6 separate regions of the Mus musculus genome follow, and all the other regions are linked to region 1. Evidence: chromatin loops called from intact Hi-C (ENCODE). Cell type or tissue: left cerebral cortex. All regions are shown on one strand.

What was found. Peaks named below come from ENCODE experiments on the same cell type or tissue, not always from the same donor. Only the 100,000 strongest peaks of a DNase experiment are listed, where the experiment ranks them.
Region 2: a loop joins it to region 1, with 13 times the contacts of the local background. A loop is called at or near these places in 21 of 42 quality-filtered maps.
Region 3: it touches region 1 in a loop (9-fold over the local background); 19 of 42 quality-filtered maps call a loop at or near these places.
Region 4: a loop joins it to region 1, with 4 times the contacts of the local background. A loop is called at or near these places in 15 of 42 quality-filtered maps.
Region 5: a loop joins it to region 1, with 3 times the contacts of the local background. A loop is called at or near these places in 3 of 42 quality-filtered maps.
Region 6: it touches region 1 in a loop (6-fold over the local background); 19 of 42 quality-filtered maps call a loop at or near these places.

The regions. Positions count from the first base shown.
Region 1 is chr11:39,586,902-39,590,901 of GRCm38, forward strand. Gm33963 (a long non-coding RNA gene) reads left to right here and starts at 1,841. Exons shown (of 3, transcript XR_388578.3): 1 at 1,841-1,983. In left cerebral cortex, a CTCF peak has its summit at 2,309 (motif pointing right); a DNase peak (open chromatin) is centred at 2,305; H3K4me3 peaks cover 459 bases; H3K27ac peaks cover 361 bases.
Region 2 is chr11:40,147,348-40,151,347 of GRCm38, forward strand. The region is part of intron 5 of Gm12132 (a long non-coding RNA gene); the gene reads left to right. Among named protein-coding and RNA genes, the nearest start is that of Gm12132, 140 kb to the left of the region's middle. In left cerebral cortex, a CTCF peak has its summit at 2,157 (motif pointing left); a DNase peak (open chromatin) is centred at 2,158.
Region 3 is chr11:40,594,094-40,598,093 of GRCm38, forward strand. No RefSeq gene overlaps it. Among named protein-coding and RNA genes, the nearest start is that of Gm34281, 29 kb to the left of the region's middle. In left cerebral cortex, a CTCF peak has its summit at 2,475; a DNase peak (open chromatin) is centred at 2,444.
Region 4 is chr11:40,467,706-40,471,705 of GRCm38, forward strand. No RefSeq gene overlaps it. Among named protein-coding and RNA genes, the nearest start is that of 3110004A20Rik, 6.0 kb to the right of the region's middle. In left cerebral cortex, a CTCF peak has its summit at 1,825; a DNase peak (open chromatin) is centred at 1,819.
Region 5 is chr11:40,101,096-40,105,095 of GRCm38, forward strand. All of the region lies in intron 2 of Gm12132 (a long non-coding RNA gene), which reads left to right. Among named protein-coding and RNA genes, the nearest start is that of Gm12132, 95 kb to the left of the region's middle. In left cerebral cortex, a CTCF peak has its summit at 1,725; a DNase peak (open chromatin) is centred at 1,728.
Region 6 is chr11:40,600,145-40,604,144 of GRCm38, forward strand. No RefSeq gene overlaps it. Among named protein-coding and RNA genes, the nearest start is that of Gm34281, 35 kb to the left of the region's middle. In left cerebral cortex, a CTCF peak has its summit at 1,608 (motif pointing left); DNase peaks (open chromatin) are centred at 120, 513, 1,161 and 1,590; H3K27ac peaks cover 238 bases.

The DNA.
Region 1 (4,000 bases):
TTGTAACGGATCTTACAAGATTAATCTAGAAGGCAAGACAAGCCTTACTCAGTCGCAAGATTCTACCAAACTCATGTTTGCTTGAATTTTTACACTATGCCAAATTTGTTGGGGTAATCTTTTTTTAACATTGTGTAAAGGTGCAGTTCTGTATTTTCAATTGTTAATTCTGTACTGGCAACACCTAAATGCTGGCTGGACATTGGTATTGTTATTTCTGTGGCCCATCATAGGCCTTATGTTTATAAATGTGTGTCCTTCCACAGCTGTTCAGATGCTTGAAGGTCAGGCAGCCCTCTGTGCCCAGAGGAAATCTAGAATTATATCACAATCTAGGTTCTCTCACTGCTGATTGGTTGTAATAAAGTACTGAGGGCCAAAAGCTCGGGCAGGAAGAAGGGATGTTCTTCCAGAGAGAGAGAGAGAGAGAGAGAGAGACAGACAGACAGACAGAGAGACAGAGAGACAGAGAGAGAGAGACAGAGACAGAGACAGAGAGAGACAGAGACAGAGAGAGAGAGACATAGAGAGAGACTTAGAGAGACAGAAAGACAGAAAGACAGAAAGACAGAGACAGAGAGAAATCTAGGGAGAAGAAAGCAGGGGCAGGAGAATTGAAGGCAGACACAAAAAGAGACAGACACCAGCTAAAACAGAGAAAATTCCACAAGAGCTAGCCACATGGTGAGGCATAGACTAGAATAATCTAAGTTTAAACGGTAGCCAGGAGGATGTCCCAGCAAAAGGCCTAATCTTTAATCTATAATAGAAGTCTTGTGTCATTATTTATACCTCAGGTGGGTCCATGAAAGTGCCACAATAAGATTAATGGCTCCTAGATACTTAAACAGCAAAGGAACATGTGTTGTGTTGTCTTCACATAGCTTCGTGTCCAGTGACAAAGGGCACATAGAAGAAGAAGATTGGAAACATCACACAACAGCTTCTGGGAGGCCTTAAAACTGCTTAGCCTGGCTCCACATGTCCCTGCCAACATGGGAACACAACATAGCCTTGTGCTTACCTTTTTGTCTTTTTCCTTTCCTTTCCTTTCCTTTCCTTTCCTTTCCTTTCCTTTCCTTTCCTTTCCTTTCCTTTCCTTTCCTTTCCTTTCCTTTCCTTTCCTTTCCTTTCCTTTCCTTTTCTTTTTTTCTTTTTTCTTTTCTTTTCTTCCCTTTTCTTTTTTTCTTTCTATTTTTCTTTTTTTTTTATTTTTTTGCCATAGATTCTAGATCTTGCCTCACCTGGCTTTTAAAGTCATATTTTACACTCCAAGTACCTTCTAGAACATATATCAATACATTTATTAAATTTAGGTATGTAAAAAACTCTCTCCTTCAAGATATTTAAAAGTTTAGCAGAGGTCATGAATTAGTCTGAGAAGAATGTTATGTGCTGGATAGCTCTGTACAGGCTTTCTCTAAAGTTCTTTAAGAAAATGTTTTATGGCTTAGTTAGATGGCTTAGCTCATAATGACCTTTGCAACTACACGTTACCATGTGTAAAACAAACATGAGTTTGCTCTTGAGAACCTACATGGGAAAGAGAGAACCACCAACCACAGCCTGTCTGCTAAGTTCCCTTAAACTTGCCACAGGGTGCACATGGCCATATAAATGCACATGAAATATATTAAACACGCTTAGTTCAATTTTATTTTATTTTTTTTAATTCTTGATGAAAACGTGAAAATGACCAGTTGGTACTGTGGCATGTTCATGTTTATGGCGTGTTTATTTGGCAAAAACAAAGAAGTTGGTAGTCTCACACACACACACACACACACACACACACACACACACACACACACACACACACACAGGAGGTGGGGAAGAGAGAGAAAGAGAGAAGCTGAAAGAGGGGAGAAGGGAGGGGGAAAGAGCTTGCTCTCTGGGTGGTTTTCAGAAGCTCTTGGCGACACACTTGCTTCCACGTGCCTTCCTTTTGTTTCCGGTTTACCTCTACTACTGTGCGTGTGCAAGGTTAGTATGAGGGGTTCGTACAAGCGGAAGCTGCATTTTCAAAGAAAGATGAAGATGCTTTTGGGATCTCTCACTGAGTGGTTGAAATGATCTTAAAGAAAGGCAGAATCATTCTAGAACCGCCTGAGTGTGAAAGACGTGATTAACAGGAGAATCATAAAAAAATCAATTTTCAGATTGCCCCTGCTTTGCTAAATTGCAGAGAGAAGCGAGATGGAGAATTAAGCAAAGAGAGGGGGGTATTAAAAGGAAGTCAAAGAAGGGCTGAACTGAAAGGAAACGCAGAAAAGGATTTTGCCAGAGGCGGCTGACACTGCCTGAGAACAGCAGGGGTCGCTAAGGTACTGCAGTTGTCAAGTCTCAGCGTCTGCACTTTCAGATTTATGGTTCTAGCAAAGAGGACATGTTAGTGATTCTTACTTTTGTAATAAACAACCTAGCTACAGACACTGCAATGAGATTTAATGATCTGTTTCTTTTACTGAAGCCAGGCCCGCGATCAGCACATCTTGGCTTTGGCCAGACTTGGTCTGTATCACATAGTAGTTTGAATGAATTTACCCTCTGGCTAGTTAGTTGTTTTTCCCCACAAATATAGGGGTTTGGATGTTGAAAGAAACCACCCTTATCTTTGGTTAATTGAGAGTAAAAGTTTGAGACACAGATAGGAGATTTTTGCCCCAAAGATCAAGTACAAAGCAAAGGAGAGTTTTATAAACAACGAGATATATGGTTTTAGTCATATACAAAAGATGTTTTGATTTTTCTTTTTAATGTATAAACTGCTTACCTGGAAAAGAGGTGAATGAAAGCTGTCAAAATATGGAAATATGCACCCACAAATTCTGTCTTTCTAACTCTGCAAAGAGCTAATTTCTTACACGTTGACTTCCTGCCCTTTCCTGTGCTCTTACTTACAATACATACGCTCGTTTAGGCACAGTAAACCCAACTATTCTCTCCTATGTCTATCATCATGACCTAAAAGGTCCTGAACACCAAGAAAGCTGTCCATCTTCCTTTAAAGGTCTTAAAATATTGCCCCCTGAGGCAGCTTTTGAAAAGATCCCAGAGCTGGGAGCCTGTGGGTCATCACATCTACCATCTACAAAGCATGCCTCTTGTGACTTCTGTCTAAGGGCACTGAATTGGCACGGTGGTGTTTTTATGCTGGGGCAGGGGGCTTAAAACAACAAGGAATTCTTTTCTCCAAGATCTGGAGGCTAGGCTAGACTTCCAAAGTCAAGTTATAACTAGAGTAGGGTCTCTGAAAGCATTGCGGAGAGAGCCATTCTTTCTGACTCACACAGATGAGGCATTCAACCCATTCACGAGGCAGATGACGCTGACGCTTGGCTGCTGGGATTTCTTACTTTGATAACAACAGTCTCTGGATTTAGGGATCTTCTCATCTTGTTTATCCCATCTTCTCAGTCCTTAACTATTAAATCTGCGAAAGTAATGTTTTTCAATGAAGGTCACAATCTGAAGTTTACCAGTAAACATGAATTATTTACTCACTATAAGCATTATCGAGATAAATAAGATTAATTTTAGATTTTTAAGAGAGTGGCAGCTTAGTAAATTGTAATTATCTTGATGAGAAAGTGAGTACTTGGAAAAACAACCGTGCTTCCAGCAAGAGTTTACTTATTCTTGACCAAAGCAGTTAAAACAGAACTGGAAGCAGTAGCTGGCCAAGTGACAGACTTGACAGCCAAGGATCAGATTCTAAGTACATTGTTACCTGTAAAATTCAAATTTTATCTGAGAATGGCATTTTTGAAAATTTGTACATAACATAATTCCTTATTTTCTCGGACTCTGTTTCACTGCTTTCAATCAAACAGCCTGGGATATTTGAAATTACCAGGGGTGGGGGAACAAAGGGAAGACCAGTGATACCACAAATGTTAACTTGTTCACGTCTTTTTTTAACAACACAGCCTCTCATAACAAAAATTAACACATATTTGAAGGGAATACAACAGTTACCAACTTATTACTTTGTATAACA
Region 2 (4,000 bases), 560 kb after region 1:
AAACCTGTTTGGGTAGTGGGAATACTGTGACAAGCTACTTAAAGAAGAGGAAGCAAGGAAAGGCTCCCCAAGGACACATTCTGGTAACAACATGGCCCCCATGTTCCTTAGGAAATGGTGCTCATTTTCTACATGATATTCCTTTCTCTTTGCAACACTGGCTCAATTGCCTTTCTCAACAAATGTTGCAAAAGTGATGTTCAGTGAGTTAGGAAGGAATGGTTGGGGTTTTCTTCATCCATCGCTCAGGTCACCACCAATACCACATATCAGAGACAGTTGAAGAGAACATGGCATGACAGATTTATTTAACAAGAACAGTATGTGACGTAGAAGTCTTCAGGTGGACTACTCAAAAAAGGAAGAAGGTGTTTGATGCTTATCTATAGATTCACTCAAGTGAGGACAACTATGTAGCAACATAAATGGTAAAAAAATCTGAGATAATGAAACTTGAGTGAGTGGAAAAGCCATCACACACCTGTTTATGCAGCTTCTTCCTTGTCTCTTGGTCCCAGCTACAAATTAAGATTCTGCTCAAGTGAGGTTCTTAAATTTTTTGTGGCCAACATTTTACCGGAAAGGGTGTGATCATTTGTAATATTAGGTTTATGACTAGCTACGAAGGAAAGGTGTTCTAGTCTCTACTACTTGCTTCAGAAAGAATGAGGGATGAGAAACAAGAGGGTGGGTGGGCAGAGAAAGACTTCTTTGTTTCGAAATATCCTTAGCTAACCTCTGTTAGAAGAAAACAAAATAATCAGCCCGGTCAGAGGTCAGCATATTCTATTCGAAGACTGGCTCCCATTTAAGTTGCATCATCTCATCACTGGAAAGAAGATTATTTATCCATATATTTACTGGAAAGGTTAAATGTATAAAATATTTAGAGCAACGACACACTAGAGGAAACACTCATAAGCCATAATGACCTTCTCAACGCTTCATGTGTAAGTGCTATTGAACTGGAAAGAAGGTATATTTCTCAACTCCCAAAGTGGTTTCTACGTGGAGCAGAGTAAAGTTAAAGGTAGCTCTATGTGGTTGTTTATGTTTACCTATAGTGAATGAAAATAAAATTAAAACTTCACTTCATCAATAGGGATAACCTTTGTCTTGGTGATAAGAAACTGTCCAGTATGTTTAATAAACTTCACATGTTATAGAATATTAGAAGGTTCATAGGGAGGTAGAAAAAGACAATGAGTCATTATTTGTGTGGTGAATGGCCATAATAGATCGGATATCACACATATATAACATTCAGGACTCTAAAATGGCTATTTAACTTTGGTTTTGAGTCTTAAAAAAAGTAATGAGTGTTTCACAGGTTGGTTTCCACTATTTAGCACCAGTCACTCTAACCCAATATTGGTGCTAAGGACATCAGTTTCTTGTAATCTATTTAAGACTCTGCATGTACTGAGTGAAGCAAGAAAGGAGTACATAATTAATTCAGGTCATATGCACATTATCAGAACCAGACAATGTGCATCAATATTCTATCTCCGATTATACCTGTCATTACTTCTAGGTCTGTCTGTTCTAGCTCTATGTTTCTCTCTTCTGGCCTCAGTGGTAATGCAGACTTAGAGCTCCAGATTTGTTTTTTTCCTTTTTTATTTTTTTCCCTGTTTGGTTGTTTGAAACAAGGTCTTACACTTGCTGAAGATGACCTTGAACTCACAGTGATCTTCTTACCTCATCCTCTCAAACCTGACAGCAAATGCATGATCCATTGTGTTGGGTTTAGAGTTCTAAATGTAAGCTAACACAAGAATATCTATTCTAGTATTCTACTCCTCTTTCAAGCATTGTTAACCAACCTGTAATATTCCCCTTATTGAGTTGGCAAAAGAATCAGCGTCATGAGAAGGGAAACATAGGAAACACCAGGCACACAGTTAATATCAGCACTTGAATATAGAATTGTTATACCTTGGTCAAGAGATGTTTAGTGTACACACACACACACACACACACACACACACACACACACACACAAAAGAAATCAAAGAAGAAGAGGAAAACCAATTTTCCCATTTAGACAATGCTAATTTCTTTAAGGCACAATCATTCTTCATTTCCTTTTCTCTTTTAATATAAGAAAAAATGCTCTTTCCACAAGAACTCGATGGAGCAACATTGCCACCCAGTGGCTGGCTACATTCATTTTGTGTCTAATTGTTCCCGGCTAAACAGAGAAATTCTTTCACACATAAAAATTGGAAGCCGGATTGCCTATTACCTGCGTGTGCTGGTATTTGGCCTCTCTTGTCACCCTCTTGTTTTCTAAATGATAGATACACAAACAATAGGAGCATTCTGAGAAATGGGAATTGTCTTAAAACAAAACTCACAGCATGCTTTTGCTATCAAACAGCTCAATGACAAGAGTGGTTTCAAGTGAATTTACAAACGAACAAGATGGATTTTTTCCCCCTTCTCATTTGTAAAAGGCTGTAATGGGCAGCAGTTCTCCAGGCTTACTCCTGCACCCCAGAGATACTGCCTCTTAGTTTTTTTCTATTCTCTAATAAATCTAAACGTATTCTGCTTGCAACATTAGAGGAGGAATACGACAGCACTTTCTGTGCAAGGAGGAAAAGGGGTTTCTAAAGGCTATGACAAGTGTTATAAATAGAAGTATTATTTAGTTTAAAGGGAGGCAGGATTTACATTTCCCAAATCGGAGACCACTCAAGCTTTGAGATTCAAGTAAGCAAAATAAATCTTAGGTTTTTGCAGTGTGAAATCAAAGCTCCAACTCTATTAATAGCAGAGGTGAGTAATAGATTTCTTTAGCTTGATGGTGGTAGATTTTTATTGCCCAATCTTCGTGATCTGCATAGCTCACCAACTACTTTTCAAAAGTGAGATGACAGGGAGTCCCCAGGCACCGAAATGGCATGCTATAAGTACTGGAATTTTTCTCCCTTGGAGGGAACTATTTGAAGATCTTGAGACGTCCCCACAGGATTTAAGCCCAAGGAAAGGAAAAAGACGAATTTCTTTTTAACCTTCAATCAATCAGAATGCTCAGAAAATACTATTCTTTTTTTTTTTTAACCAATTGATGCTCTTCAAATTTTCAACACTCAAGCAGAATGGGTTGGTGCTGGATGGATCTCATATTGTTTTATTCCTAAGGAATAAATATGTGGCATAGAAATATTTGCTTTTCTTCACTAGTTATAGTAAATAATTAATGATTCTTGAAAGACAATAAAATTCCTGATCTGGCTTTTATATGTTGTCGAAGGGGTTTCCCAGGACATTTTTAACCTTTGCCTTCTCATTTCATTTAGTTTTTAATTCAGTATTTTATGCTTCATTTTGCTAATAAATATAATTTACTGGAAGAAACTGGCCTCAGGAAAGAAATATATACAGGGAATATTCCACACAGTAAATATTTTCAGCAAAAAAAAAAAAAAAAAAAGAAAAGAAAGAAAGAAAGAAAGAAAAAAAGAAAGAAAGAAAGAAAAGAAGTGAATCTGGGAACATTCAGTTAATTTATCTCACTTCAGTGCACTAGTATGTAGTAATTTCAGTTATAACAAGTTCCATAGTTTATTTTAATATTTAAAACCTCATTGCAAACTGTCCTTAGAAGAGTGAAATTGGATAAACTAGTTTACAGGACGAGAATCTGAGTAAGAGCTTGAGATCTCTTGTCAGCCGAATTGCCTTCAACGCTACTTCAACCAGAGGTTACCAAGGAGTTGGAGTACGTTCCTTAATGCTCCTGAGCCTCAGCCTCCCCTGTACCATAAATCTGTTCTGTTGCTCTAGGAACAGTGGGTACTAACTATGGCAAACAGAGGGAAGAACATTCAGAGTGTGTTATATCTAGCAATGGAGTAAGAAGTCAGCAGAAAAGATGCCAGAAGTTAGTGACTTGTATCTTCAAATTGGAGCACTGGTATCATTCTACAAAATAGGCACACAAAAAAGAAAGAAAGAAAGAGAGAGGGGAAGGAAGGAAGGAAGGAAGGAA
Region 3 (4,000 bases), 1.0 Mb after region 1:
CAGATGATAGATGGATGGATGGATGGATAGATAGGTGGATAGATGAATGAATGAATGAACAGATGGATGAATGAATGGACAGATGAACAGACAGTCAAATGATGGATGGATGGATAGATACATAGATAGATAGATAGATAGATAGATAGATAGATAGATAGATATTTTAAATAAGATTGTCACTTTTTTGCCCCAGTACCTGTCATAGTCCAGCTGCCTATAAAACAATAAATAATTCATCTCAAGATAGTCAGGGTAGTGAGTACCTTAGAAATAAAAGGCTTCTGGGAATGTTGCCTACGAATAGACCTTAGGAATCATTCCCCTTTGGGGTAGCCATTAGAAGTGCTTCATCGGGGAAATCTAAGTCAAGCCCACAGAAAATTTTCATCTTGCCCAGGTATAGTGGATATTAATGAAAAGATGAAATAATGATAATAATAATAATAGTAGTAGTAGTAGTAATAGTAATAGTGTTGACGAGAATATGGAGAAAGGGAGATGAAGTTCTGTGGTTTTAGCTAGTGTAAACACGTACCTCTATGATGTTCATTAGCATGGAGGTTCCTTATAAATGCAGAAACAGAAATACTGAAGGATCAAATAATCCCACTAATGAGTAGATATCTAAAGGCAACTAAATCAGTCTAAAGAGGTATCAGTGCATGTAGGTTTACTGCCTCATTAGTCACAAAAGCCAAGATGTGGAGCCACAAGCCAGTATATATATGTACAGAAATACAACAGAATGGCATCGTCCACAGAAATGAATGAAATTCTGTTATTTGGATCTGGAGGACATTGTGCTTAGTTGGACAAGTCAACCATAGAAAGACAAATACCGTAGGTTTTTCACTCAGTGTGGAATCTAAAGAGTTGGTGTCAAAAGTGGTACAGTCACATAGTGGTGACCCGAGCATGGAGAGAGACTAGGAAGGAGAATGGAGAGAGAACAGTTAACAGTATTAGGGGTGCAGCTAATATTCTGTAACAGTGGGGAAATTATGGTTAACAATGATTCACTGAATGTTTCAAAACCTAGCAGGGATGATGTTGAAGGCTGCTAACCCAAACAGTTAACATCTGAAGACAGACATGCCAATTACCCTCACCTAATCATGTATGTGTATGTATTACCATGCACCCCTCAAGTATGCACTGTGTGAATTAAAAATGTAACAGCAATGATCAGTGTCTCACAAAGCTCTTTTCCCAGGCAGTTAGTTTACTACCCTGACTTGACTGTAGCATCCCATGGAAGTTTGTGTTTTGAAACACTTGGTTAAGAGCTGGTGGCACTGTTTTCTAAGACTGCAAAACCAAAACAAAACAGAGTAAGTTGTGGGAGAAATGAGGCCAGGTGTGGGTTTGATATTCCTGCTCCCATTCCTCTCTGCTCTCTGCGAGTGTAAAGTGACTGGAACATCCATGCTTTCCCCTGCAAGGTAAACAGTAGCCCTTCGTGCACTGTATGGCAGGTTAAGCCCTTCCTCTCCCTTAAGTTGCTTCTTGTCAGGGTGTTTGGTTACAGCAATGAGGAAAGTAATTAATAAATTTCTTAGAATACTGACGAGTCCACCCGTTCTCACAGAAGACAGATTGGAAAAGCCACTTCAGATCCCCAGCTCCTCACCCTCATGTGCCTTCCTTGGGCATGCCTGCCGACTCAGCTTCTCTCTCGCCGTCCTGTTTCCTTCCCTTCTTCTCTACCGGCCCTCATTCTAAGTGCTCTCCCTACTAAGCAACCTGCATGTTAACAAACAACACATGCAACCACTCCTAATGAGACAACAGCTGTCTGTTGAAATATGACTTGAGACATCTAGTGGACTGTGCACCTAGCCAGAGTGATGTTCTGAGTTCCAGTCTCCCAGCAGAAAAGTAAAAAATAATGAATGCATAAAATTAAGCCATTTTGCATTAACCAGGTCAATGTAGATGCTGAAGTATATCACACCTTATAGATATTCTCTCTCTCTCTCTCTCTCTCTCTCTCTCTCTCTCTCTCCCTCCCCCCCTTCTCTCTCTCTCTCCTCTCTCTCCTACCAGCATCTCATTTCTTTTCCAAGCTACACAACCAAGCAGTGACAGAAGAAATGAGAACAGCTGGAAGCACTGAGACTCTTTCAAGAAAGCCTCTTTCTTCTTTGGGTTATCCAAGACCACACGATACAACCAGATGCATGCCGGCGTGAGCCCAAACCACTGAATTCTCTCGCATCTCGGACTTTCAAAATCTTAAATTTGCCCTTTACTTAAAAAAGTCAATGATTTCACCAAGAAAGTTTGATTAGTTTCTTTTACTTTCTGTAATGAAGTGCCATCCTTTTTACACTTGAAAGGATCTTTGTAATAATGCAACATTGATCTTTTGAATACAGATGAGCTAACCTAGATAATAGGATTTAGAATGTGAAAAACTGGACCTGCAGCGATATTTAAGGTTCCAGTGCCATCAAGAGGAATTATGGCACAAAACATCTGCTTCCCCACGACATTGTCTGAGTCTCCATGAATAAATGGAGAATCATGTTTCCTCCTACAAACAGTTTTTATTTCGTTCAGCATCCTAAGAGAAGTTACATGCTGTGTCCCTGGATGTCAATCATCCCATGTAGAGAGGAAGGGAAGAGGGGTATTTAGCTCTCAGATCTGTCTTCTTCTGTTTTCAGTTTTGTGCCTCAAAGTTCTAGAAAGAGGACTCAGATCTAATACTAGAAAGCAGTTCTAATAACACAAACTGGAGAGATGTTCATTCAAACAGTCTGCGATCGTCTCGGTTAGAGGGTAAAAATACAAAATGATAAAACACACTGTAATCTGAAGAACTGGCAAGGGAGGGGGAGGAAGCTCTGGAAAATGAAGTAAGTTCTCCATAGAACAATAAAATGTAGTTCTGTTTTGGCATTCCTCATTCCTTGAAGGGAAATTGGAGTGTGAGGGAGGGGGGAGCTTTTTTTCTCCAACACTCAAAAAAAGGCAGAGCAGACAGCTCTTCGTATAAATCCATACACATAGGAAGTCATTCCCACTGTCAGCGTCAATGACATGCCACCTATTAGAGTTAAGAATAGAGAGCCCGTGAGATGGCTCAGTGGGCAAAGGTGCTGGCCAAGTATTTACAATTATAAAATGCTCAAATTGGGATTTGAACTCATTTTGTCTGGCCTCAAGGCCTGAAATCTTTAATAACTACCCCGAACCAAATATTTGACAGGGTTAAGTTAGGTCAGCAATGCATAGAACCAAAGATCAAGACTGGGACAGCCAGATAGGCCTATCAAGAAAGGCAAATTGAGAAAAAGATCCAGATAGATGCAAGTAGTGCCTTGGGGGGTGGGGTGGGGGTGGGGGTGGGTGGAGACAAGTAATAGGAAGTTGAGTTTGGAAAGAGGGTCAGATGCCAGACCTTGCAATGACAAGCCAGGTCAAAGAAATATGATTAGGACAATGCAGAAGAGGACAAAATAGGATGCACTCACTGGACTGCCTCATAAGGGAAGGGTTAGGGATCAGGCGAGACAGCAACAGCACAAATCTCAATGCAAAATTCGAGTTCTGCAGAGCAGTAGCTGGGATGACTTCTGCCCTCATCACAGCCAGATGAGGAAGACAATTAGCCCAGGAGTCTGGCCTTCAGTGAATCCTGATTGTGAATTCAGTAACCTTAACTGTTGTGGTCAGAGTTGTATCCACCAGAAAACATCTACTAAGATATTCAAGTCCCATGAAATATATTTTGTTTTGTTTTGTCTTGTTTTGTTTTAAGTAAGAGGATTCCTACTGAATACAAGTTCATTAAGTTGTGTAAAATTTGGGTCTGACTAATTTGGGCATGTAATGTTTTTATTTTTTAGTGAGTTTTTTTTAAAAATTAATCAAGTTTATTTTAAAAGACAAGTAAAATAATATCATAAATGGAAAAGAAGGAAGTGGGAAGGAAGAAAGTGGAAGGAAAGAAGGATGTGAGAGAGAGAGAAAATGGGAGGGAAGGAATCTC
Region 4 (4,000 bases), 880 kb after region 1:
ACCTTCATTTAAACACAGATTAAAACACAAAACAAATAAAATTAGAAGAAAAAAGGAAAGGAAATTAAAGTAGATACATTGTTCTTTGGGAGAGAACCTTAGCCGCATATTGAATAAAAAGGTGGACTTTCCCTTCCTTGGCAGAGCTCAGGATGGCATTGATCACACCCTGTTGTTACCTTGCCCTGCATATCTATTACCAAAAAAAAAAAAAGTCTCTCCAGGACCTACTCACTGTCCTTTTGGTGATACATTTTCTTGATCTGAAATAGTCAGCTACTCCATGGAGGTTTTCATTGTTAACCCAAGCACCTTTTTGCTAAGCACAAAAGTCTCATTAAATGTGCAGAAATGCAGATCTCCAGGCCTTTCTCTGGTGACGCAGAGTCCACTGTAGAGAAGAAGATTCTGAAAACACATTTAACAAGCCTACTAGAGTATTCCATTCGTGGGACCAGACAGCAAGCCTTACATGCTATGTTTCATTTACTGCATGAAACAGTTCTCTTTTGTAGACATTCAACTGCAAGAAAATTAAATAAGTTGCCTGCACTTACAAAGTGAAATTTAAACTGCTAGCATCTTACACTTGGTGGAGTTCCCCAACACACAAAACACAAAGACAGTCCAATTGGCAAGCCCAATATCAAAGCATATTACACTCAAAACTACTAAGACTTAAGGACAGTACTCAATGAAGTCAAAAGGGAACCCAAAGTTGGCTTTGGCAAGCATCTGAGTTTCACCTAGAACCAGGTCCACTGATGGGAAGGCCATCAGAAGTCTATCAGCTCAAAACAGGTATGCAATTTCTATAAATGTGTTGCGGGGTAGGACAGGAATGGAAGTTTTACATGCAATTAATTGCAAAGACAGTTTTTAAGGGCAGCCTTCTCTTGCCTTTCCAAATTAATGAGTCAGAAAAGCACTACTCTCAATCGTATCTTTAGAAGTGAGCAAACCCCCTCCTGGGCTCCCATCAAACACAGCACAAGGACCTTCAGCTAAATACTGCAATGTCCTCCGTTTCAGAAAGTCGTCTCCAAGCTGTAAAAAGGCAGGCACAGGTTCTTTCCTGGAATCCCGTTCGTTTTCAGATGAACAAGGAGGTGGAGAATTAGATAAAGATTTATTGTGTGGGTGAAAGTGTTTTACAACACTGCATGTAACTAGTTTGAGATATATATATTGTTCTTTGAAGGGAAAAAAATGTCCTTTTTATTGATGACTAAAAACTTATGCAAGCAAAGAGGCAAAGTCGAAACAAAACAAAACAAATGAAATCTGGATCTATTGTTTGCAAGGATGCTGTTCTTAACAAAAGATTTTTTTTTGACCAGTATTACGTGTGTGTGTGTGTGTGTGTGTGTGTGTGTGTGTGTGTGTGTGTAACCTATTATTAAGGAAGAATTAATATTGAATTGCTTTTTGTTTTATATATAAAAATCCCATCTATGAATAGACCAAGCCTAGTGGGCTCAAGCTATCCCAAAATTAAACTTCAAGGCCAGGGTAGCTACCTGGGGGTTTGCATTCTGCAAAGCCTTGCCTTTTAAATGAACCGACAAGGGTCTACCTGTGCTTGTTACATGTCCCTTGGATAATTAATGCTGGTAATAACACCTAAGCGTTAGCACACAAAGCACCTGGAATGTGACTTGCTGTACACATTCTAATCACACCTGCCACCGAACTCTCCAAATGACCTTCTTCAAAACAATGACTGTCTTTGAAATCACAGAAAGCCAACTGAGGAGGAAGCAGTTCCCCAGCAATTGGCTATGGCTGAGTGGTTCATAAAGCCAGAGTGGCACCAAGCGGCCGAAAATGGAATTAGGCTGTCACTGTGTTTTCACATCCTCAGAATGAACCGCATTTAATGTTTATGCCTGGCTGTTTCCAGGCAGCAGAGATGGCAAGCCCAGAGACACTGAGCAGGATGCCACACCCAAGGGTGAGGGGTGATAGAGGTCCCCCTCATGCCTTAAATATGATTTTTAAAATTCTGTATGTCTGAAACTCTCTAAACTGGTATGAAGAGCTATACTTTAACCAACATCAGAGAGACAAGGGTCTCTCATCAGAGAGACAAAGGGAGAGGGAACCTCACTTTCCACAGTTTTGTTTGCAGTACTTGCATAGAATTTTCTTTTTTAAATCAAGGTTTCTGTCATTGTGTACACACAGGGAAAAAAGTGCTAAGACACGTTGTTTCTATATTCTCCACATTATATATTAGAAAGGAAGGTTACATGGGAAGAATGATGGGAAACCTGTCTATTCTCAGGTATTGTCTCTATGGCCTCTCATCCTTTTGCTTAACTGCTGAGCCAGTGCCTCCTGCTGTCTCTTAGCTCTCTACTGCTCCAAACATTTTGCTTATCTCTTACATACACGTATCTCATATATGGTGTCCTCTAGACTGGTCCCCCTGCTACATGTTCTGATTTCCCTCTTTTTAAAAAATATTTTTCCTTATTTTTCTTCTTTCTACCTCCCTCCTAATGGCTCAGACTCAAATAACTTGGGTGGCTTCAAAGACCAGTATCAGAAATGGCTTCTCCCTCCTGTGGCTTCCTATAATTATAGACATATCATTTTCCCACAATGCTTCAGCATCGTTAATCACTTCAAATACAGAAAGAGCCAGGCAAGCTTTCCTGTGAACAGAAAGCTCCAAGTCCCATTTCAATTTGTGATTATATCAATAATCTGGAGACTGTCGTCTGTGAACTAACCCATTTCTAGAAGAACCAGAAGGAAGCTGCTCAAATCTTATAGGCAAACCCTTGCTGACACAGAGAATATCTGCTTGTATGATAGGAAATTCCACATGACATTTGTCAGCTGCTTTGTCCTGCATTGCTAAGTGGCAAAAAAGGCAATTTTGTCTTCCCTGTCAGGACATTCATAGGGAGGACTGTGAGAGACACTATCATTAAAAGCATGAATTATTTGTAGATCTCTCTTGCACACAGCAGAGGCCAGTATGAATCTAAACTGCTTATAGATCAAAACAAAACAACAACAAATTAATCCTGCTGTACTTTTCTAAAATACTCTAGTGTAATTTTCCTGCTGCGGCCCCTATACCCTGAGACTACAGGCAAATCTTGCAGCAATTTCACAGATAATCTCATGGCAGATTGGAAAGATTAGAGGAAGCAAAATTTCTAAAGAAATCATTTCATACTGAGGCGGGGGAAGAAGCTTAACATAAACATCGTCATTGGTATTGATTATTTCTCATGAATACAATTTTAATGAGAGGATCCCCAAGCATAGGACAGTAATCACACAATGTCCAAAGAGGAAAATACCTCCAGATTTCATCCGAATACAACAAAAGAAAAGAAACACACAAGCAGCTGTGGTTGGGCAGTAGAATCACAAGACTTCAGGAGACTGCATTTGAATGCCTAGAGCTTACAAAAATAAGTACACTGATTTGTTGAAATAAATGTTCATTAAGCACACACGAATGATCGACAGTCCTCATGATGACAAATAAGATCTCTTTCCCTCATGAGGTTACCCTGAAGTAGGACTATGGATTTATGCTGTGTAATAATAATAATAAACAAATTAATATAATGTCCTCTTAGGTAAGGATGAGTGTTGCGAAGCAACATGAATCTACTGAAGACCTACATGCTGATGAAAGGTAAGTACCCTAGACATGATGGTGTCTAGGGTAGGTGAGTAAAGACCAGAAAGAAGTAAAAGATACAAGCATAAGCATATCCACAGCATCGATTCCATGGCAAATAGAGCTGAGCTTCAAGGTCTTCAGGCTGGGAAGTGTTCAGTTTACCCATCAAACAGCAGAAAAGTCATTGGGGCTGGAAGGTTCTAGGCAAGAGGGGGAATAGCAGTTTGGCTCACAGAGAAAATTCCTGACCACATGCTGTATAGACTGACAGGCCATGCTGGAAACCATGGATTCTTCTCTAAGTGTAATTAGGAAAGCACTGGAAGGGGATGAGAGGAAGGCAAATCG
Region 5 (4,000 bases), 510 kb after region 1:
AAAAAAGATAATGAAATAAAAACAATGAATTCATGAAATTCTTAGGCAAACCCTCAGAGAAGCAGGTGGAGGGAGCATGTGATAGGGTGTTTCTGGAAGGGAGGGAAACTGGGAAAGGTGATAACATTTGAATTGTAAATCATCTATTGGATCGAACACAGGACCCCTAATGAAGGAGCTAGAGAAGGTACCCAAAGGAGCTAAAGGGGTCTGCAACCCTTATAGGAGGAACAACAATATGAACTAACCAGTACCTCCCAGAACTGTGTCTCTCGTTACATATGTAGCAGAGGATGGCCTACTCAGCCATCAATGGGAGGAGAGGCCCTTGGTCTTGCGAAGATCATATGCGACAGTACAGAGGAGTGTGAATGCCAGGAAGTGGTAGTGGGTGGGTTAGGGAACTGGGGGGGGGGGATAGGGGACTTTTAGGATAGTATTTGAAATGTAAATGAAGAAAATATCTAATAAAAATGTTTTAAAAAATGGCTGCTTCCTTCTGTAAACTAACCTTACTTTTACTGTTTGGTATTAAAGATGTATTCTAGGGGCATGTCCGTATTCTAGCAAGATCAACCTCTAATTCAAGGTATGTCTGCATTCCAGCTGCATCACATAAACCTAGAAGGTCTTTGGATAAGATCCCCTGCCAGAGCAGTTGTCTTGCTGGATTAAAATTCCTCTAGAAAACTTGAGACTACATGTTCTATATCATATTTAAGGAAATGGTGGTATGGCTTACCATGTATATATTTTGAACACATTATGGTATGTCAAGATAGTAGACTTTCTCTTTCAGACCAGGCCTAACTTGAGCATCTTTCTCAACACAGGTCCTGTAAACTCTTGACCACCAGCTATGACTTATGTATGTGATTGCTTCCATGTTTTAGTACATAGGAAACTATTGAGGACAGAAGGTTGAGCAACAAGGAAATGGAAATAATATGAGTACGAAAACCTTCAATTTCACATGTTTATAAGGAAAGAAAGAAGAGAGTGAAATTGAAGCTTCTGCAAAGATAGGAAGAAGTATCAGACAGGATTGGAAGGACCTCAAGTTAAGGGAATTGTAACAGGACATAACAGAAAGGAATAGAGACAGAAGAGAAGTGTTTGATTCCTTTATTCTTAAATTTATCTTATTAATTTATGTTTTTTACTATATCTGAGCCCCATACCTGAGTGTCTCAAGCCAGATTTTGATACAAAAAGTATCAACCAGAATTTTCTAAATTTACTGCTCCTATTGGATGAGAAATATTAGGCAATTGATATTCAAATTTGTTGGAGGCTTTATTTCCAATAAAAGCAGAAATTAAAAGAATTTGAATGTTTGCATTTTTAAAATTCAAGATAATGGGTTTAATACAATTAGTTCTGAAACCCTTTTAGATTCCAATATTTTCTTGTTGTGAGAAAGCCTTTTCCTCTCATGTATGGCTCTATCCCTGCAATCATGACAATTTCCTATTATGAGGTGAGAGACATTTCAAAGGAAAATGCAGTTGCTATTTAGCTAAACCATTATAAGTTTGAAGGAGCAAAGGGTCCAAAATAGTGTACAAATAATAGTATCCACAGTGTTTTAAAGGTATTTATAATGGCCCCATTTAATAAATATCTCTTATATTGGCCATTATATTGCAAATGTTTTGAGAGCTTGAACAATGCATTCTGAATGTGTTTCCAAAGCTGGAATTTGTGTAACTCTGCTGTCACCAACAGGTGGCTGAGTGAATTAAATCCCAGGACATTTCCAGCATACCTAATAGTTAAAACCTGAAGAATATGGTATACTGTTATTTTTCTTAAGCTTAAGATGGTCTGAGGAGCACAGTCAAGCATTAACATATTACAACTGGGAAAGCGATTATTATTTTTTCATTTGCCTGAAGAGGATAGTATGGACATATATCAGCCAAACAGCTATCTATGTATTTTTTATTCTCTAGGAGCAGATTTATTTCACCATTAAATGCAGAAAGATCATCAATATCCACTACATGGCTTCAATTAGCTGAGCATTTTGTCAACCACTGCCATTCTCCAGCTGCCGGATATACCACAGAAGAGAATAAAGAACCTGGCTCATTTTCTCATCTCCCTTCTCAATTAAACAACAGAAAATAGAATAACAAGGAGACATTAAAACTGAGCCTGCCTTTTGTTTGGCATCTGTACTTCTAAAGGCAATTTGTGAAATTTGTTGTAAGGGAAAGTCCTATATAAAGACAAGAAAAAAAAATGTTTGGAAGTATTCCTCTTCTCACATCCCTTTCTACATTCAACCTTCTGGCTTGTTCTGTTTCCAAGAAAGTCTCAGAATTAACCAACACATATAAAGTACTTTTCTTCAGCTAAAACAGACAATATCCAGTAGGTTACAGAAAAACCATGAAAGAAAACAAGAAACCATTAGTACAATTTCACACAATGTTGACAGCCTTACTATTGTATTTTTAATGACACAGGAGATTTTATTACTATCAGTTGAATATTATATCTCAATTGAATATGCTATTTGGAAACAATGTTATTTTTGTAACATAATATCTGGGACAATATTTTAAAGAGGGAAGATTTATTTGAGCTGATGGTTCTGATGTCTAACATCAACTAGACTCATTAATTTGAGTTGCGATGAAACAGAATATTATAGCTACAAAGCTTGTGTTGGTGGAGGTTGCTTACCTCATTACTCCTGGCAAGAGGAAAGAGGAACTCAAGAAAGAACCATGACTTATTCTTCCAAGGTATACCCTTGTGATAACTTTCATAATAGTGGCTCCCACAAACTCATGTATGTGAATACATATTCCCCATTTGGTAGAACTTTTGGGGAAGAATTAGGAGGTGTGATCTTGTTGGAGGAATTGTGCATTTGGGGATGGACTTTGAGATTCTATAAACTCTTGCCAATCTCTGCTCTCTCTCTCTCTCTCTCTCTCTCTCTCTCTCTCTCTCTCTCATCCTATTTCTAGATAAGGATGTAAGCTCTCAGCTACTGTTCTAGTACCTGCTGCCATGCTTTCAACCATGATAATCATAGGATCAGCCTCTGGTGCTATAAGCCACCAATAAATCCTTTGTTCTACAAGTTGCCTTGGTCATGGTGTCTGTAAAAATGTAACAAAGACATTGAACTACTTCCTCCAATCAAGCCCCATCCTACATATTTTGCACCATCTTCTGACAGTACAGTCAATGATCAAAAGACTAATCCACCTGTTGGGTCAGGTCCCCCATGGCCATGAATGGCTTCTCCAAAGTCCCTCAGCTGACAGAGAGACTTTAACTCATGAGTATGTGAAGACATTTCATATTCAAATTAGAGCAGATAAAGTGAATTAGAATTTGTATTTAATTATGGAGGGATTAAAAATGCAAATAATTTAAAAGAATTTGTCCAAATAACAACATGAATGCAATAACAAAATATTTGTTTATAGTGTTCTTATGAAAGGGTAGTCCAGATATATAGCTTGACTCCACTTATCTGAAAGGACAATCTGATGTGGATATCTATTTGAAAGTTTCTACATGGCTGGTAGTATATGCATATCTATACAACCATTCAATCCAGATTGATACATTCGATAACAGGTATGTGTTGGGGCAGGGAAAGTACAAAGTACTAGAACATGGTGATGTAAGACAAATTAAAGAAAGAAAAGAAAAACATTTGAATTGATGTGAGATGGTTTGAGTATGCTTAGCCCAGGCAGTGGCACTATTAGGAGGTGTGGTCTTGTTGGAGGAAGTGTGTCACTGTGGGGGTGGGCAATGAGACTCTACTCCTAACCTTTGAATATCCAGTCTTCTCCTGGCTGCCTTCCAAACAAGATGTAAAACATTCAGTTCCTCCAATGCCATGTCTGCCTAGACTCTGTTATGCTTCCCACCATGATGGACTGAACCTCTGAACCTATACGCCAGCCCCAATTAAATGTTGTCCTTTATATGAGTTGCCTTGGTGATGGTGTCTCTTCACAGCCAT
Region 6 (4,000 bases), 1.0 Mb after region 1:
TGACAAAGCCCCAGTGAACCTTGGCTTTGACTTGTAAACAAGGGCTTTGAAGGAGCAAAGTTGTAAGTTTGTCTCCACTAAAGCAAACTTCCCGAGCTGTTTGCTTTGGGCGGTTTGCCGATGAACACGCAGCAGGAAATGGATTTCCTGTCTGCCCTTCTAGCCACTGTAGGCTGTGCTTGGCTCAGCTGCCACTGAAACTGGAGAGCAGTCTTGGAGAGGCATCCCTGTCAGAAGCACGGGAGCCTCAGCTTGCTACTCCAGTTGCTCTTTTCTAACCCGTTCTTCCCAGCCTAGTCAGGCAGTGACTTTCCAACATGCTTGTTAGGGGTTCCATGGGCCACCACTCGCAACGGGAAAAATAAGAAAAAAAAAAAAAAACTAGGTCGTGACCGACCTTCTAGTGAGTGCTCTCACATCCTGCCAGGCAGGGCACTGGGACAACAAAGTGAATGCATCCTAGGTCTGGTGAGAGAGAAACTTTGTGAGTCACTTTGTGCAAGAGCCAACCTGAAGCCCCCCTGGCCAAAGATGGAGCTCTCCCAGGTGCTGAAATTCGAAATTTGCGAGGTCAGTTTATTTCTCTTAGCCTTGAGTTTCTTGAGCCATGAGTCTCTCCCTGTTTAAATTACCATTTTTCTTCGTTTGACGAAAACTTCAAATTTGATTAGCAAGGCATTTCTCTTTGTTTCTGAAACAAAGCAGGGGAGGGGCTGTGTGGGTAGCGACTCTACAGAGCCACAAAGAAGGTGATTGCCCCGATACTCACAGCAACTGTTCAGGCTAGCACTACTACATCGTCCAATGTTGCCAGAAATGCAAGAAATGTGGGTCTTTAATGAGAACCGTTTGCATTTAAGTGTTGACAGCTAATTTGAAAAGCCTGCACGGGCCAATACAGCATGATAAACCACATATGCCCAAGGCAAGAATCCTAAAACTGTCTACCTTTACAGTGCAGGAAGCTCTGCTTCATCACACCTTGGAAAGAGGGAGCTGATTAGCTTTGAGTTAAGAGCTGAAGAACCCAGAGGGAGGCAAGGACATTAGGAACCCAGCAGGATTCAGCCCATCTGTGAAAGGGACACTTCAGAGTTTCTATGATCATAGGGTTAAGAAAGGTCACACAACATTATTCGCACCGAAAGCTTGCTGGATTGTAGCTACTTAAAGGTGCAGAGGCAGATAAAACACAAGGACGTCCTGGGAACAACAGGATCTGAGAGGTACTGGAGGGCTTGGTTGAGGATGAGTTTTACATTAGCTATGTGACATTTCCAATTAAATGCAAAATCAACAGAACATCTTCTGCAGGGTCGTAGTGATGGAGAGCACTCACCTAAGCTTGTTCACACACTAAATTCCTCAAAACAGCAACAAAGGAGGATAAATCAATTGTCTTTGCTACCTTTATCAGCATAAACAAAGAGATAAAAATACAGTATAAAATTTTAACTATCTTTGCCCATCCTACCTGCAAAATGTGAAATTCCCCTGTGCTTCAATAAAGGAAAAATACATCCAATGAAGTCTAACAAATGTGCCATCTGTTCAGAAAGTGGTAGACAGGCATTTTTTTACACGTGACACTATTGCCCTCTTGTGGTCAGAGAAAATAGTGCATCTGTTTTCCAATGAGGTTTTTAAAGGTTATACCTAAAAATGTACTTCTCACAAATATAAATCATTTATAAATAGAGCAATATGTATAGAAACTTCCATTTTAAATAGTATGAATATTATTTATAATAAAATATCCAAATTAGACCTTGGGCTCTGAGCTTAGTTTTCTTATGAAGGGAAAGGAAATCAAGAGAAAAATAAAATGTTATTAGAAATAGTTGGATGGCTAGGAGGCACAACTCATGAAGCTAATGATGGTGTCAGTCACTCCTCTACCATAGTGTCCACCTGGCTTCCTGCCTCCCTGCCTCCCTGCTGACTCCTGCAAGGGGACAGAGGAAGCTTTCTTTCACTTCCTGCCTTCCTTTACTCACTCTCCACTGTTGGAGAAAGTAGGCCTTTCACAGTTTCCCACCCTAATAAGCCAAACGGCCTTGTGTTAGGAGCCTGTCACCTCCTCCTCCCTATTCCCTTCCTGACACCTAAGACCCTAAAGATTTGAATTATAGTCCCCTCTTCCTTATTTCTTCCTGACTCCCAAGACTTCCAAGGACATGAGTTATGTGCTGAGTCCAGCTTGACACCCCAGACTGTTAAGGAGGAATCTACATTCCTGAGATAAGACTCAGGGTGCCTCCCGCCTGCAGTCAGAATTCAGCCTTCATGTCCCCAGATGCCTGCTTCTTTGTTCTTTGTTAATTCTCCCTAAGCCCCTCCCTATTTCCCCTCACTGTGTGCTTATAACCTGGCGTTTCAGCCTAATAAACGGAGACTTTGACAGGAATCCTCCTTGGTCTCCTCTCTTCTTTCCCTCCCACTCATTTCTCTTGCAGATTTGCTGTTCCCCTCATACCCACGAATAACTGGGCCCTGCTGGACGGGACACTCCACTATTCGCTTATATAGCCACTTTTGGCTACATCATTTAAGCTCAGCATGGCATGATAATACCACAAAGGTATTCCTGGATAGGCATCCTTCAAGTGACTAACAGGAACTCACAGCCTGAACGAGAACGATAAGACTTTCTCTAGAAAAGTGAGCCAGGAAGAATTTGGTGAACCCAACATCTGAAACTACATAAACCACCCCTCCCCTGACTGTAAAGTGACTTGGTCAGTAAAAAAAATAGCAATAAATGTCTGCGTTTTTAAATGTACATGTATAAATATATTATTAACTCATTCTTGAGCCGGGTGAGGTGGTGCACACCTTTAATCCCAGCACTTGGGAGGCAGAGGCAGGAGGATTTCTGAGTTTGAGGCCAGCCTGGTCTACAGAGTGAGTTCCAGGACAGCCAGGACTACACAGAGAAACCCTGTCCCGAAAAACAACAACATATATATAGTATACAGTATACACATGAACACATGCATACAGTGTGCACATGCACACATGTACACACACGCACACACGTGCACACACGCGCACACACATGTACACACGCACACGTGCACACATATACACATGCACACATGTACACATTCGCACATGCACACACGCACACATGCACAAAGTGCTCACAACCACACATGCACACATGTACACATGTACACTTGCACACATGCACACATATACACATGCACACATGCATACATGTACACATGCACACATGCACACATGCACACACACACAGTGTACACATGCACACACACACATGCACACATACATACATGCACACATGCACACAGTGTACACATGCACACACACATACATGCACACATACACACATGCACACATGCATGCACAGATAAATAAATGGATGAATCATTTTTGATATTCAGAGAGAGAGAAAATCTTGATATTAATCTGAGACGGTTTAATAACATTTATATTTGCCTGTTATGAAGACACTTAGCATCTTAAAAGAATAGACATTCTGGTCAAAATAATGACATCATTTCTCCTGAAAGTAAGGCATTGTGATATGCCGTACAATTCTTATCAAAATTCCAGTTGCCTTGTTGAAGAAACTGAGATGCTTTCCCGGAATTCATATGAAATGCTCAGCTCTTCCAAACAGCAAAAGTAATTTTGAAAAGAGTAAAGTTGTAGGGTTATACTTGTATTTTCTAATTTAAAATGTACTACAAGACCTCACCAATGAAGACTGTACACTTTACCACAGGGATAAGAATATAGACCAGTGGTATAGAATTAATACATGCACACATGAATTTTAGGCCAACATAGACCATAAAGGAAGACACTATCTAAAAAGGGGTACAGGAAGCTGGAGTAATATAAGTTCACTAAAATAATTTCATATGGGAAAAAATGTTAACAAATAATGCTAAGATAACCAGATATCCATATGCAAAAATTAATTCAATATGAATCAAAGAACCAAGTAGAAAACTAAAGCTATAAAATACTT